Regions from separate parts of the Homo sapiens genome. Here region 2 is linked to region 1. Evidence: chromatin loops called from intact Hi-C (ENCODE). Cell type or tissue: heart left ventricle. All regions are shown on one strand. Links, peaks and the distances in the headings refer to the core of each region. The heading gives the core; the rest is flanking DNA.

Evidence for each region. Hi-C counts contacts between places; a loop is a spot of excess contacts. Peaks named below come from ENCODE experiments on the same cell type or tissue, not always from the same donor. Only the 100,000 strongest peaks of a DNase experiment are listed, where the experiment ranks them.
Region 2: a loop joins it to region 1, with 2.1 times the contacts of the local background. A loop is called at or near these places in 8 of 110 quality-filtered maps.

What each region holds. Positions count from the first base shown.
Region 1 is chr2:157,478,133-157,483,507 of GRCh38, reverse strand. All of the region lies in intron 3 of LOC105373712 (a long non-coding RNA gene), which reads left to right. Among named protein-coding and RNA genes, the nearest start is that of CYTIP, 37 kb to the right of the region's middle. RefSeq lists a silencer at 2,524-2,583 and enhancers at 2,744-2,793, 2,934-3,063. In heart left ventricle, for the core only: no CTCF peak of the experiment used is centred there; a DNase peak (open chromatin) is centred at 2,717; H3K27ac peaks cover 1,074 bases.
Region 2 is chr2:157,342,418-157,347,792 of GRCh38, reverse strand. No RefSeq gene overlaps it. Among named protein-coding and RNA genes, the nearest start is that of ERMN, 19 kb to the right of the region's middle. RefSeq lists an enhancer at 1,432-2,284. In heart left ventricle, for the core only: no CTCF peak of the experiment used is centred there; no DNase peak of the experiment used is centred there.

The DNA of each region.
Region 1 (5,375 bases), core at 96-5,095:
AATCGGCTATACTGAGTGCCATCATTATTAATCTTGTATAGTTTGCTCTTTGATTTGAAGTCTCCTAATTATTATTAAAAATACAATATGGAGTGTATGTTTAGTGTCCTACTCCTTAATTTCTCACTTGTGATCACTTTAATGAAGTACTTCTCTTCCTAATGGTAATATCATATTATTTTGTTTACTTTTAGTAATGAGTTTGCTGAATATTCTGAATTTCCCTGGGGCATATATATGAAAGTAACTTTTTTTTTCAATTAAGCTTTGTCAAATTTCTCTTTTACTTGGGCAGATCCTGTGATCTTTTGGTTAGGCTTCTATAAAAAAAACAAAACCATAACAATTCAGTGTTAGAAAAGCTTCAATCTCAATCTAATTTAGAGCTATTGCCTCCAACATCACAGATCAGATATAAGGTGTCGGGAATAGAAGACGTGGGTGTGGTCTGCCTTCAGGATACTATCTCTCCTTCCCTCTTCTAGGGTTCCACAGTTTGTGGTGATTTGGGAAAGAAAAGAAAGGACAAGTCTCTCACATTTAATAGTGCAGCTGAAGTTTGTCCTCTGTAAAATTTTGACTGTTTATCTGGTTAATGTGGACTGGGAGGCAGAGGTCTCTATCTGGGAGTTTTCAGAAGCCCCTTAGGGACCTCACCACTGCACAGTCATTGATATCTCATACATGGAACACTCCCCAGCTCCTGCTGCTGAGATGTGCTTTCAATGGCCAATCCTTGTGGGTAGAATTTGTCAAGATAACACAAACCTAGCTACTTCTCCCAAGTTCACATGGCCTATGGAGATACACATGTGGGTTGCCCCAGAGCTGTGCTCTCTCCCTTTTCTAAGTCACTTTTTTTTCCCCTCAGTTCAGGTAGGTACAGTGGCTTGATTGGCAAGGCCACTGCAGGTGCAGATGTCAAAGCTAGAAATGTAATTCTGGCCTTCTCTTCCTATAGGCACTCCTTCCAGGCTTTAAGAGTGGTTCTCATGGCAGCCCCGAAGTTGGTTCAGTGGTGAGAGGCATGTCTTGGTGGAATAGATAGAAAACTGAAGTATTACTCCCTTCCCACCCCTACCAAGGCCACCTTACACCTCTAATCATTTCCTTCTTCTCTGTTCCCACCTCAGTCTTCCTTTCAGACTTGACTGGAGAGGGAGAAGGTCCAGTTTGGGGTGATGATTTAGAGCAGCAGAGCCTTTACCTGGTTGTGTCTTCGTAAGCCTTAAAGAAGGTGGTTAGCTCCAGTTGTTCTCAGTTCTCCAACTTCTCTATTTTAATATTGTGGCCTTAACTGCCAATTTTGGGATAACAGAAAAACTTGTACTCAGTAGCCTGTTACATTTGTGCACTTTGGGGAACAAAAATTGATATAAAATTGAAAACTTCTCATCTGCAACAGAAGCTGTCAAGAGAATGAAAAGGCAAGTCACAGACAGGGATACAATAATTACAAAAGATGCATCTGATAAAGGACTGTTATCCACAATATGCACAGAAATTGTAAAACTCAACAATAAGAACACAAACAACCTGATTAATAAGCGCGCAAAAGATTTGAACACACTTCACCAAAGAAGAACGAAAGATGGCAAATAAGCATATGAAAAGATACACAACATCATATCTCATTAGGAAATGCAAATTATTAAATGCCTAAGGTAGTCTTCTTTGGGTTAAATCTGCTTGGTGTTCTATAATCTTTTTTGGATTTGGATATTCATATCTTCCTCTAGGTTTGGGAAATTCTCTGTTATCCCTTTGAATGAATTTTCTACCTCTGTCTTTCTCTACCTCCTCTTTAAGGCCAGTAACTCTTAGATTTGCCCTTTTAAGGCTATTTTCTAGATCTTGTAGGCATGCTTCATTGTTTTTCATTCTTTTTTCTTTTGTCTCCTTTCACTGTGTATTTACAAACAGCATGTCTTCAAGTTCACTAATTCTTTCTTCTGCTTGGCCAATTCTGTTATTAAAAGACTGATGCATTTTTTGTATGCCAATTGCATTTTTCAGTTCCGGATTTTCTGTTTGATTCTTTTAAATTATTTCAACCTCTTTGTTAAATTTATCTGATAGAATTCTGAATTCCTTTTCTGTGTTCTCTTGAATTTCTTTGAGTTTCCTCAAAATAGCTATTTTAAATTTTCTGTCTGAAAGGTCACATATCTCTGTTTCTCCAAGACTGGTCCCTGGTGCCTTATTAGGTTCATTTAATGAGGTCATGTTTTCCTGGGTCGTCTCAATATTTGTAGATATTCATCTGTGTCTGGGTATTTATCGTAGTCTTTGCAGTCTGGTGTTTGTACTGGTCCTTCTTGGGAAGGCTTTCCAGATATTTGATAGGACTTGGATGTTGTGATCTAAGCTGTATCTGCTTCAAGAGGTACCTCAAGCTCAGTAACACTGTGGTTATTGCATACTTGTAGAGGTACTGCCTTGATGGTCTTAGACAAGATCTGGGAAAATTTTTTGTATTATCAGACAGGGACTCTTTTTCTCTTCCCTTAGTTTCTCTTAAACAAATGGAGCCTCTCTTTCTATTCTGAGCCACCCAAAGCTGGGGGTGGAGTGATACAAGCTCCCTTGTGGCAATCACCACTATGACTGTTCTCAGTCAGACCTGAAGCCAGCACAGTACTGGATTTCACCCAAGGCCTGTTGCAACCACTCCCTGGCTACTGCCTATGTTCTCTGCAATCAGCAAGTGGCAAAGACAGCCAGGCCCGTGTCCTTTCCTTCAGGGCAGCAAGTTCCCCCAGGCTCCAGGAAGGCCCAGAGGTGCCACCCAGCAGCCAGGGATTAGAGTCAAAACCCTTAGAAGTCTATTATACTGCAGCTGAGCTGGCATTCAAACTACAAGATACAGTCCATCTCACTCTTCTCTCACCTTTTCAAAGGCAGAGGAGCCTCACCTCTTGGCCACCGTCACCACAGGCCTACAGGGAGTACTACCAGACTACCACCAATGTTCCCTTAAGGTACAAAGTCTCTTCAGTCAGCTTGTGGTGAATGCTGCCTGGGTTGGGACTCACCCTTTAGGGCAGCGTGCTCCCTTCAGGCCCAGGGCAGGTCCAGAAATGCCATCCAAGAGCCAAGTCCTGGAATTGAGGACCCCAAGAGGCCTGCTTTGTGCTTTACAACCCTGTGGCCAAGGTGCATGACAAAGTCCCCTTTGCTTTTCCTTTCACTTTTTTCAAGCAGAAGAAGTCTCACCCATAGCCATCATGGCTGGGAATGTGCTGAGTCACCCAAAGCCAGCAAGTTTCAGAGTCTCCCCCAAGACCCTCAATGTAGTACCTGCATATTGCTGCTGGTTATTCAGGACCTAAGGGCTCTTCACTTAGCAGGTGATGAATGCTGCCAGGAAAGCGTCCTTTCTTTCAAAGCAATGGGTTCCCTTCTGGCCCAGGGTATGTCTGGAAATGTCATCTAGGATCTAGGGCCTGCGAAGGGGGCCTCATGACTCCAATTGGTGTCCTATCCCGCTGTGGCTGAGCTGGTATCTAAGATGCAAGACAAATTCATCCTCACTCTTTCCTCTCCTCTCCTCAAGTGGAAGGAAAAGGTCTCTTGTGGAGCTGTGAGCTATGCAGCCTGGCGTTAGGGAAGTGTTAATAGCAGCCCTGCCTTAGGTGCTGCAGTGTCTCAGTAGGTCACATGTCCCTCCAGTCAACTGTCTCTGAGCCCAGTTTAGCCCTAGGACTCACCGAGGAATTGTAGTCCTTGTGACCTAGAATGCCTTTCGAGTTTATTTAGAGCCCCAGAGCACTTTAGACCATGGTGGTGAGGCTTGTGGGAACTCAAGTTCTTACCACTGGGATTGATGAGAACTTAGCTGATGCTCCTTCCTTGGGTGGGTGATCAGCTAAGTTTGGACTGGTTTTCCTTTCTGTTATAACAACAGCACTGAGTTTAATGCCTCACAATTGCTGCACTCTCCCTCCCCCAGTTCATGGAGAAGCTTTCTGTACCATACCACTGCTGCTGGGGTGGGGAGGTGGAGGGGAAGGGTTATGTCTTTTTTTCTACTTTTTCAGTGCCCCTTTCAGCAATACAAAGTTAAAACCAAGTACTACGAGTGCTCACCTGATTATGGGTTCTTATGAAGATGGTTTTTTTGTGGGTAGATAGTTGTTAAATTGGAGTCCTTGGGGTTTGGGAGGGGAGCGATTGGTAGAGTCTTCTATTCTTGATCTACCTACCAGGAAATGTAAATTAAAGTGACAGGATACTACTATAGGCCTATGGGAGTGGCAAAAATCCAAAACACTGACAACACCAAATGCTGATGAGAATGTAGAGCAACAGGAACCCTCATTCATTGTTGGTGGAAATGCAAAATGGTACAGCCGCTTTGGAAGACAGCTTTGCAGTTTAATGTAAAACTAAACATACTCATACCATAGAATCCAGGAATTGGTCTGCTTGGTATTCTCCCGAATAAGTTGAAAATTTAAGCCCACACAAAAACCTATACATGGATGTTTATAGCAGCTTTTTTCATAATTGCCAAAACTTAGAAGCAACTAAGACGTCCTTCAATAGGTAAACAGATAAAGAGACTGTGGTACATTTATATGATGGAATATTATTCAATATTAAAAAGAAATGAGCTATCAAGTCACGAAAAGACATGGAAGAACTTTAAATGTATATTAGTAAGTGAGAAAAGCCAACGTGGAAATGTTACATACTGTTTGATTCCCATTATACGACATTCTGGTGAAAACAAACTGTAGAGACAGTAAAAAGATCAGGGATTAGGTGGGAGGAAGCAATAAATAAGTGGAGCACAAGGCCGGGCGTGGTGGCTCACTCCTGTAGTCCCAGCACTTTGGGAGGCCGACGCGGGCAGATCACGAGGTCAGGAGATCGAGACCATTCTGGCTAACATGGTGAAACCACATCTCTACTAAAAATACAAAAAATTAGCCAGGCGTGGTGGTGGGCTCCTGTAGTCTGGGAGGCTGAGGCAGAAGAATGGCGTGAACCCAGGAGGTGGAGCTTGCAGTGAGCCCAGATCGTGCCACTGCACTCCAGTTCGGGCGACAGAGCAAGACTCCATCTCAAAAAAAAAAAAAAAAAAAAAAAAAAGGGGGGAGCACACAGGATACTTAGGGCAATGAAACTATTCTGTATGATATCACAATGCTGGATGTATCATTATACATTTGTCAAAACCCATAGAATATACAACACCATGAGTGAACCTAATGTAAACATGGGTTACATTTGGGTAAAAGTGATTGCTTGTATTTGGGTAAAAATGATTGGCTATATAGGTTCATTAAATATCTTCATATCAGTATCATGAAGGAAGTAATATTGGTATGCCCATTTCACAGGTAAGGAAAATGAGTCATAGAGGGGCT
Region 2 (5,375 bases), core at 279-5,278, 140 kb after region 1:
TTAAAATTTGTTGCAGGCTAGATCTGCTGGTTTTGAAGCTTAGTTTTTGTTTGTCTGAGAAAATCTTTATTTCCCCTTCTTTTTTTTTTTGTTTTTTTGAGATGGAGTTTCACTCTTGTTGCCCAGGCTGGAGCCTGCCTTGGCCTCTTGAGTAGCTAGGATTACAGCTACTGCCACCATGCCTGGCTAGTTTTTGTATTTTTAGTAGAGATGGGGTTTCACCATGTTGGTCAGGCTCGTCTCGAACTCCCAACCTTAGGAGATCCACCTGCCTCGGCCTCCCAAAGTGCTGGGATGACAGGCATGAGCCACCACACCCGGCCTTTTTTTTTTTTTTTTTTTTTTTTTAAGATGGAGTCTTGCTCTTTCACCCAGGCTGGAGTTCAATGGCATGATCTTGGCTCACTGCAAGCTTCACCACCTGTGTTCAAGCAATTCTCCTGCCTCAGCCTCCCGAGTAGCTGGGACTACAGGCGTGTGCCACCATGCCTGGCTAATTTTTGTATTTTTAGTAGAAATGAGGTTTTGTCATGTTAGCCAGGCTGATCTGAACTCCTGACCTCAGGTTATCCGCCTGCCTTGGCCTCCTAAAGTGCCAAGATTACAGGTGTGAGCCACCATACCCGGCTCTCCTTCACTTTGGAAGGACAATTTGACTGGATATAGAATTCAAGCTTGTTGGGTTTTTTTGCTTTCAAGACTTTAAATATTTTATGCTACTGTCCTTTTGTTTATATAGTTTCTGATGAGAAGTCTATTATAATTGTTATTTTCATTCATCTAAGGCAAAGTTTTCTCCCCCTCTAGCTTCTTTCATAATATTTTCTTCGTGTCTGGTTTTCTGCAGTTAGTTTTGTTTTTGGTATTTATTTGGCTTGATATTCTCTGATATTCCTGAATTTGTGATGTGGTGACTGTCATTAATTTTGGAAAGTTTTTAACCATTACTACTTCAGCTATTTCTTTTTCTCTGTTCTCTTTAATTTTTTCCTTCTGATATTCCAATTACATGTATGTTATAGCTTTTAAAATTGTTTACAGTTCTTAGCGGATATGTGATTTTTAAAAAATTCTTTTTTTCTCTTTGCATTTCAGTTTGCTATTGATGATCTTCAATCTCACTGATAGTTTTTTTCTCAGCTGTCTTTGTTTTTTATTTTGATCATCTGTTTTGATTCTTAGAGTTTCCATCTCGCTGCTTACTTTACTCATCTCTTCTTTCATGTTGTCTACTTTTTCTATTAAAGCCCTTAACGTATTAATTATAGTTATGATATTGTAAATTCCATGTCTGATCATATCATCATCTGTGTCATAGCTGAGCCTGATTCTCGTGATTGCTTTGTTTCCTTAGACTGTGTGTGTTTGTTTTTTCTTGGCCTGCTTTGTAATTTTTTGTTCAAACCAGAGAGGAAAATAGACAAATAGGCAAGTAGGCCTTTATTGTGAGGATTTATGTTAATCTGGCTAAGTGCTGGGCTATGTTTACTGTTTGCTATTGGTGTGGATGTCAGAAGCTTCAGATTCTTCCTTAATTTTGTCTCTCACCTTGACTTTAGGCTTCCCTAAGTACTTCTCAGAATCTCTGTTTTGCAGATTTTTCAACTGTAATCCACTGTCATACGGGAGCCCTATTGCTGAGGTGAGAAGGTTCTGGGAGGTAGAAGCATTCCATAATCTTGTTAAAACTCCATCTTTTGTGGGGGTTGGGGGCATGTTTCTGAACTGTCAGCTTCACAAGTGTTTCTCCAGTGGCATAGCTTTTAAATTTTTCCCTTAGTGGGGACTAGAAAGCTAGAGAAGACAGGGGAGAGAGAGGAATGCCTTTCCTCCCTTCCTTCTGGAATAAGGCTCTGGGAAAGTCTTTCACCCTGCAAAGTAGGCCTTTGTTATGGAGAACTCTCCAAGGGGATTTCATCCTCTTTTCCTGCCAAATCCAGGGAAGGATCTTTCTCACATCCTTACTATGAGAATTTGGCCATGTTCTTGGAGGTAAAGCTCACAAATGTGTGAGGGTACCCTTAGAACGGTGGCCCCCCTGAGCTTTTTTTCTCACATGAGTCCACACACAGCCTCCAGCAATTTGCCAACATTACCATGTAAATGCTCCTAACAATTTATGGCTCCAGCACCTTCTTTTCCAGGTAAGTAGATCCCAGCAGCTTCTTTTCCACGTAAGCAGATCCCACCTGTGTCTCTAGATACACCTGTCTCTCCAAATTTGGGGTAGTGTTTTGCCCTGAAACTTCAGTTATTTGATGGGTCCAAGAAAAGTCATTGTTTTTGTTTATCTAGCTTGTTGTTGTTATTGTAGGAATGGAAGTGGTGACTTCTCATCTGATTACTGTTATGTGCGTCCATGTGAAGAGACCACCACACAGGCTTTGTGTGAGCAATAAAGCTTTTTAATCACCTGGGTGCAGGCAGTCTGAATCCAAAAAAGGAGTCAGCAAAGGGAGATAGGAGTGGGGCAGTTTTATGGGATGTGGGTAGGTAGTGGAAAATTAGACTTAAAGGGGGTTGTTCTCTTGTGGGCAGGGGCAGGGGTCACAAGGTGCTCAGTGGGGAGCTCCTGAGATTCACTGTCCAGGAGAAGGAATGTGACAAGGTCAATTGATCAGTTAGGGTGGGGCAGGAACAAATCACAATGGTGGAATGTCATCAGTTAAGGCAGGAACTGGCTATTTTCACTTCTTTTGTGGTTCTTCAGTTGCTTCAGGCCATCTGGATATATATGTGCAGGTCACAGGGGATATGATGGCTTAGCTAGGGCTCAGAGGCCTGAAATTCCTGTCTTCTTATGTTAATAAGAAAAACAAAACAAAGTAGTGGTGAAGTGTTGGGGTGGTGAAAATTTTGGGGGATGGTATGGAGAGATAATGGGTGATGTTTCTCAGGGCTGCTTCAGGTGGGATTAGGGGCAGCATGGGAACCTAGAGTGGGAGAGATTAAACTGGAGAAAGATTTTGGGGTAAAGGTTGGTGTTGTGGGGTTGTTAGAAGGAGCATTTGTCATATAGAATGATTGGTGATGGCCTGAATGCAGTTTTGTATGAACTGAGAAACTAAACGGAAGACACAAGGTCCAAATAAGAGAAGGAGAAAAAGAGGTATTAAAGGACTAAGAATTGGGAGGACCCAAGACATCCAATTAGAGAGTGCCCAAGGGAGTTTAGCATAATTATTTTGTTGGTTAGCGAGTTTTGGGGCTCTATCCTTGAGTTTTTTTATGTTGTCATATACCAGGCCAGATTGTTTTAGGTAAAAACAACACTCCTCATTTAAAAACATACAGAGACCTCCTTTTTCAGCAGTGAGTAAATTGAGGCCTCAGAAGTTCTGGAGGACAACTGCAGCTAAAGAGTCAACCTGGGCTTGGAGGACAGATAAAGTTTGTGATATATCTGTAATGCTAGCAGAGAAGTCATTATAGAGGCTGCAGAATGTTGTGACAGAAGTTGATATGCCTGCTATTCCAGTTCCAAGTGCAATAGTGGAGGCAGAAAAGTTCTAGACCCACAAGTAAAGGGATAACTGGGATGACTCTTTTTGTTGTGTTGGTGTCATGAGGGGGACAGGCAGTTGTTCATTCCTATCTGCAAACTGGATTTTGGGGGTAAGGAAGACTAGAGTACATGTGCCCATCCAGTTGGCAGGTAGGTGCATGTAGGTGGAAGAACCACATAAAAGAAGAGACCTTGTGTCAGGCAGAACTGGAAATGTAAAGTGAAAAGGTGAGAGGGTGTACTGAAAGAGGAGTCCTGCACCCAAAATCCTAGAGCTCCAGCAAGGGCAGCAGCCATTAGAGGTTGTAATGGGGATGGATAGTGCAACTCATAGAGGGAGAGGTTTGGTTTCCATGGTGTATAAGAAAGCACATAGTGTCTATGAGTAACCTTTCACTGCTATTCATGGGGCTGCATATAAGCAAGCAAGAGGAGGGGATAGGAGGAGATTCAGATGAGCAGGGGGAGGATAGCCAAGGATGGAGGGAGATGGAGGATAAGTGTCTTTCCAAACAATAGTGACTGCCAATGTTTTTTGGTTTGTCAGTAATGATAGAGGGCTCATCAGTAATGCAAAGTTGGAATACTCCCATCTGTTTGGTAATGTGTGTGGCTGGGTTCTGGAGATAGAGTAAAGGAACATTTGGATGGTGGAAGGTTGCCTAAAGGGATTCCAGTAGGCTATTGTTGGGAGATGCATAAAGGAGCAGCAACAGGGATAGTTGTTTGTGTGGTGAGGGGTCCAAATATTTGGGGGGCAGGGGGTAGAATTGACATAAGGAGAAAGTTGCCTTTCCTTCCTTCTGGAATAAGCCTCTGTGACCTGCACATATACATCCAGGTGGCCTGAAGCAACTGAAGAACTATAAAAGAAGTGAAAATAGTCAGTTCCTGCCTTAACTGATGACATTCCACCATTGTGATTTGTTACTGCCCCACCTGAACTGATCAATTGGCCTTGTCACATTCCTTCTCCTGGACAGTGAATCTCAGGAGCTCCCCACTGAGCACCTTGTGACCCCCGCCCCTGTCCACAAGAGAACAACCCCTTTTAAGTCTAATTTTCCACTACCTACCCAAATCCTATAAAACTGTCCCACCCCTATCTCCCTTTGCTGACTCCTTTTTTTTGGATTCAGCTTGCCTGCACCCAGGTGATTAAAAAGTTTATTGCTCACACAAAGCCTGTTTGGTGGTCTCTTCACATGGACATGCATAACATTTGGTGCCAAAGACCTGGGACAGGGGACTCCTTCAGGAGACTCATCCCGGGTCCTCACCCTCACTCCGTGAGGAGATCACCTATGACCTTGGGTCCTCAGACCAGCCAAAGGAACATCTCACCAATTTTAAATCAGGTAAGTGGCCTCTTTTTGTTCTCTTCTCCAGCCTGTCTTGTTAGCCCTCCACCCTTCAATCTCTCCCTTCCTTAATTTTGGTTCCTTTCCTTTTCTGGTAGAGACAGAGGAGACACGTTTTATCCATGAACTCAAAACTCCGGCAACAGTCATGGACTTGGGAAGACAGTCTTCCCTTGGTGTTTAATCACTGTGGGGATGCCTGCCTTGATCCTTCACCTTGGTGGCAAGTACCACCTTCCCTGGGTGGCAAGACCACCTCCCCCCACACTGTGTCTCTATCCTCTCTTTTCTCTAAACTCACCTTTTAACTATGGGCAAACTTCCACCCTCCATTCCTCCTTCTTCTCCCTTACCCTGTGTTCTCAAGAACTTACACCTCTTCAACTCACACCTGACCTAAAACCTAAATGCCTTATTTTCTTCTGCAATACTGCTTGGCCCCAATACAAACTTGACAATGGTTCTAAATGACCAGAAAATGGCACTTTTGATTTCTCCATCCTACAAGA